2 separate regions of the Homo sapiens genome follow, and region 2 is linked to region 1. The links are chromatin loops, found by intact Hi-C in ENCODE. Cell type or tissue: ovary. All regions are shown on one strand. Links, peaks and the distances in the headings refer to the core of each region. The heading gives the core; the rest is flanking DNA. Region 1 has its middle 460 kb from the start of OCA2. Region 2 has its middle 390 kb from the start of OCA2.

What was found. Peaks named below come from ENCODE experiments on the same cell type or tissue, not always from the same donor. Only the 100,000 strongest peaks of a DNase experiment are listed, where the experiment ranks them.
Region 2: it touches region 1 in a loop (2.6-fold over the local background); 4 of 110 quality-filtered maps call a loop at or near these places.

What each region holds. Positions count from the first base shown.
Region 1 is chr15:27,638,529-27,641,337 of GRCh38, forward strand. No RefSeq gene overlaps it. Among named protein-coding and RNA genes, the nearest start is that of OCA2, 460 kb to the right of the region's middle. RefSeq lists an enhancer at 35-779. In ovary, for the core only: no CTCF peak of the experiment used is centred there; a DNase peak (open chromatin) is centred at 1,340.
Region 2 is chr15:27,703,746-27,706,554 of GRCh38, forward strand. No RefSeq gene overlaps it. Among named protein-coding and RNA genes, the nearest start is that of OCA2, 390 kb to the right of the region's middle. In ovary, for the core only: no CTCF peak of the experiment used is centred there; no DNase peak of the experiment used is centred there.

The sequences.
Region 1 (2,809 bases), core at 82-2,581:
TAATCCAAGAGAATCAAGAGAAATAAAAAAAACACCCAAGGGATTTAGGAAATTGAGTTACGAGATACTAGCTTTCAATTAACTAAAATTAAAATATCAAAAGAACTTAAAAATATTCTGAAGTGGAGCATAGAACTCCAAACTATGCTAAAGAATGAAATGTAAATTCTAAAAGTCAACAATAAAATCACCAAGGAGGAGGGGCTAAGACGGCTGACTAGAAACAGCTGCGATGCGAGGTTCCCATGGAAAAGAACAAAAACAGTGTGCAAATCCTGCACCGGCAACCGAGGTATCCAGATTCTATCACCAGGAATGACTAGGCAGTTGGTGCGACCCACAGAGAGCGAGGAAAAGCACGGTGGTGCAATGGCCCCACTAGGAGCCACATAGGGAAAGGGAAACTCCCACCCTCAGCCAAGGGAGGCAGTGAGTGACCTGCACTACCCAGCCCGGAAAACTTTTTTCCACGGATCTGTGCAACCCGCGGATCAGGGGTTCCGCCTAGTGAGCCCACGCCACCAGGGCCTTAGGTTCCAAGCACAGAGCTGTGCAGATTCTCAGCGGCCACTTGGCTGGAGACTGCCTAAGACGGGGGAGGGGCAGGCGCCATTATCACTGCATCTGCCTCTGCGGCTGCCAAAGACCACTGAGCCCCTCGGGGGAGGGGCGACCGTCATCACTGCTTCTGCATCTGCTGCTGCCTAAGACCACTGAGCTTCCCAGGGAGGGGTGGCCATCATCACTGCTTCTGCATCTGCTGCTGCCTAAGACCCATCACTCCTTCTGCATCTGCTGCTGCCTAAGACCACTGAGCTTCCCGGGGAGGGGCGGCCATCACCACCGCTTCTGCATCTGCTGCTGCCTAAGGTCACTGAGCTACCTGGGGAGGGGCGGCTGCCATCACTGCAGCTCCAGTCAGCTGTTTTTCCCCTGCCAGCACCAGGGAGACTGGATGGTATGGACCCGGGAGGAATTCCCCACAGCCAGCACAGCGGCTGTGGCAGATCATGGCCAGAGTGCCTCTTTAGGCAGGACCCTGACCCATCCCTCCTCACTGGGCGGGGCCTCCATGCGGGAATTTCAGCAACTCCAACCAGGGGTTTAGGGACAGAACTTTGACCTCCCTGGGACTGAGCTCCTGGGGAAAGGGGTGGCCGTGGTCTCCAAGGACCAGCAGACTTAGTTTTTCCCCCTGCTGGCTCTGAGGAACCCAGCCAGTCCGGACGAGTGGAATTCCCTCCAGCACAGTGCACCCCCTCTCCAAGAGACAGCCAGAGTGCTTCTTTAAGCGAGTCCCGGATCCCGTGCCTCCTGACTGGGTGAGCCAGGGGTTTCCGGACACCATATACAGGAGCATTCCCACTGGCATCAGGCCGGCACCTCTCTGGAACAGAGATCCCAGAGGAAGGAGCAGGCAGCCACCTTTGCTGTTCTGCAGCCTCCACTGGTGACATCTCCAGATGCGGGAAGGACCCAAGTGAATAGGGTCTGGAGTGGACCTCCAGCAAACCACAGCAGCCCTGCAGAAGAGAGGCTTGACTATTAAAAGAAAAACAAACAAAAAGCAACAACAGCAGCAGCATCAAAAGAAATCCCCACAAAAACCCCATCCAAAGGTCAGCAGCCTCAAAGATCAAAACTAGATAAACTCATAAAGATGAGAAATAAGAAAAAAATGCTGAAAACTCAAAAAGCCAGAGTGCCTCTTCTCGTGCAAATGATCTCAACACCTCTCCAGGAAGAGCACAGAACTGGGCAGAGGCTGAGATGGATGAATTGATAGAAGTAGGCTTCAGCAGGTGGGTAATAAGGAACTTCACTGAACTAAAGGAGCGTGTTCTAACCTAATGCAAAGAAGCTAAGAACCATGATAAAACATTACAGGAGCTGCTAACCAGAATAACGAGTTTAAAGAAGAACATAAATGACCTGATGGAGCTGAAAGACACAATATGAGAACTTTGCAATACAATCACAAGTAACAATAATTGAATAGACCAAGCAGAGGAAACTATTTCAGAGCTTGAAGACTATCTTGCTGAAATAAGACAGGCAGACAAGACTAGAGAACAAAGAATGAAAAAGAATGAACAACACCTCCAAGAACTATGGGATTATGTAAAAAGACTGAACCTACAACTGATTGGGGTACCTAAAAGAGACAGGGAGAATGGAATCAAGTTGGAAAACATACGTCAGGATATCGTCCAGGAGAACTTCCCCAACCTAACAAGACAGGCCAACGTTCAAATTCAGGAAATCCAGAAAACCCCAGTAAGATACTCCAGGAGAAGATCAACCCCAGTGTCAAAATGAAGGAAAAAATATTAAAGGCAGCCGGAGAGAAAAGCCAGGTCACCAACAAAGGGAAGCCCTTCAGAGTAACAGCAGACCTCTCAGCAGAAACCCTACAAGCCAGAAGAGATTGGGGCAAATATTCAACATTCTTAAAGAAAGGAATTTCCAACCCAGAATTTCATATCTGGCCAAACTAAGTTTCATAAGTGAAGGAGAAATAAAGTCCTTTTCAGACAAGCGAGGGAATTCACCACCAACAGGCCTGCCTTGCAAGAGCTCCTGAAGGAAGCACTGAATACGGAAAGGAAAAGCCATTACCAGCACTGCAAAAACACACTGAAATACAAAGACCAATGACACTATGAAGCAACTACATCAACAAATCTGCAAAATAACCAGCTAGCATCATGATGACAGGATCAAACTGACACATAACAATATTAACCTTAAATGTAAATGGGCTAAATGCCCCAATTAAAAGACACAGAATGGCAAGCTGGATAAAGTC
Region 2 (2,809 bases), core at 85-2,584, 65 kb after region 1:
CTTCCCCTTAAGACTCTTCTGTCTTGTCTTGGAACCAAGACTTTACTCCACCTAAGCCTTGGGTTACGGGAGAAACATTATCTCACTAAAAGCCTCATTCATTGCAAGCACACGCAATGAATGTTGTAGTGGAACAGGTGGATGAGGGCGGAAGGAAGGTGAGTGACAACAGACTCCAGAGCCCTCAGAGAATGTTCTGGGAAGGACTCCTCCACCGAGAGCAGAGACAGCTCAGCACCAAGGAGCAGCCCCTCGAGTACTTCCTCCCTCCAGATCCAGACCACAGTACCTGGAGGAGGGTGCGGAACAAGGAGGGGGAGGGATATTTCTTCTTCCAGTAGATCGTACGGCCAGAAAGAGGGCGAGAGGTGCTGAAGGCAGATTCGGAGAGGAAGCCTTGGATGCAGCTGCTGGCTTGCCACTTGAGAATGTCTCATCTCTCTGAGCCTCCCTTTCTTCATGTGTAGAGGTAGTAAGAGCGCCTGCCTCCCTGGGTTTGGGGGATTTTGGAGGGGAAGATGCAGACAGAAAGCCTGCAGCGGGAAGTGGGTGCTCAATGTTTTTTGTTTGTTTGTTTTTGTTTTTGTTTTTGCATTCTAAGCAGTTAACCACGGCTATGGTTTGGTTCTGTGTCCACACCCAAATCTCATCTTGAATTGTAATCCACACGTGTCAAGGTAGGGAAGTGGTTGGATTATGGGGGCGGTTTCCCCCATGCTGCTCTCCTGTTAGTGAGTGAATTCTCACAAGATCTGATAGTTTTATAAGGGGCTCTTCCCCCTTCACTCTCTCGCCTGCTGCCCTATAAGACTTGTTTGCTTCCCCTTCCGCCATGATTGTACGTGTCCAGAGGCATCCCCAGCCATGTGGAACCATGAGTCAATTAAACCTCTTTCCTTTATAAATTACCCAATCTTGGGTATTTCTTTGTAGCAGCATGAGAATGGACTAATCATACACAGCAGGAGGATGGAACCCTCTGTCAGGCCCAAAGCCCGTGTTTCCTGAAATAGGCACCCCCCCTACCACCTCCAGAAGCCCGAGAAGAGGCTGGGGCAGCTCTGCACAAGTGTCGCCTGTTTGCTCCCCTCTGGGTGCCCTTTCACTGTCTCCTCCGGGACAGGCCAGGACAAGACAGCCCCTGGTGGACCCAACAGCCTTTTGTGCAGGCAAGCGAGATACACAAACCTCCAGGAATCCCACGGGCTGGCCATTCCTAATGCTTAAATAGCAACCTCCTACAAGCTCTTCTAAGCTACCTTCTGTCTGATATGAAATCTGACACATCCCTTTAGAGAGTCATTAAGGCCAGAACATGAACTAACTTCCTGTCAAACTAACTCTAACTCCTTGTCACCATGGTCTGCATTTTCCTGGCCAAATGCTTTGTGAGAAACACCAGTTCCATGCAGCTGGTCAGGAGGACAGAGATGCCTATGCTGGCACCAGGAAACCGAGTGTTCCACTGTATTAAGCTGGCTTAGGGAGAGGCTCCATGGAGGAGTAGGACCGTGGAGGCTGCCTGTTGCCTTGGCAACCCAGCTTTTAGCCAGCCTCAGGGTGCGCTCCCTTCACCAGGTTTAAAGAACTGGGAAATCTACCAGCCAGCATGAGCAATTCTCAAAGAGTGGGTTATGTTTTAATCGCATTCTGACAGCTAATCTGTGAGGATGGCCCACCCACCGCCTGTGCCCCAGCCACCTGCAGAAGTTCATGAGCTACCTGGAATGATTTTCACGGCACCCTTCTTATGAAAACTCTTATTCTTTTTTTAAAATTATTTATTTCTTGTGACTGAGATTTAAAAATAAAATAAAAGGTATGATTTGTATTACTGCAATTTGTCAGAATTATTTTCCTTCCTAAAAAGTACTGCAAAGGTTTAATGGAAGCACGAGTAACTATCTGGAAATTTCCATCCACAGTTATCGGCTTTGATAGTGGATGCAAAATAATTTTTAAGTTAAAACACACATAAAAACTATTTAATAGCTGAATGAATTTTCGTCAATTATTCAACACTTATTTGAAGTTGCCTGTAAGCTGTATAAATAGTGACCTATAATGCCTTCTCCAGCGGAGTAGGAGAATGAATGCACTTATGATTGAATGAATGCTTTCCACTGCTCTCGAGAGAGACTTGCCTTTAAAGTTCCTTCAGACAGGCTGCTGAGAGTGTCGGGGAAGGGGATAACGAGGCACGGCTATAGAAATGCCTTTCTTCGGGGTTTCTGCTGGGGAAGATGGAGAAGTTCTGGAGACGGGTGCGGTAATGGTTGCGCAGCATCCTGAATGTACTCAATACCACGGAACTGAAAAATGGCTACACTGGCAAACTGTATGTTTCTGTATTTTACCACAATTTTTTTTTAAAAGAAAAGAAAATGTATTTCTTCTCAGAGTTCAACACATTGAGGCCTGGAAGTTTTTCATTTGACTTCTAGGTTTGGAAACCAAGACTTGTCTGCTCTGAACCTGGCAGACATCCTCCCATCTAATTACTCTCAGTTGGACACGATGCTGGTTGTTATTCCACATGGAACGTTTTCATTTGTGTAGCATTAAATGTAGGAAGAACAGGCAAAACCATCCTGCAATGTTGCCCCCATGTAGCATTGCTCGTGCCTTATTTTCTATTCACAATCAAATCTAGGCGGACTGTCATGCATCTCAGTGTGACCAACCGAAACCACATGAGACAGGAGTTCAGAAGTTGTGGCTGTCACACCCAGATCACAGAGACTGTCACTGTACTACCTGCCAGGTGGCTGTCTACACCTTCCTAGTGAGGCAGGACATGCACAAACCA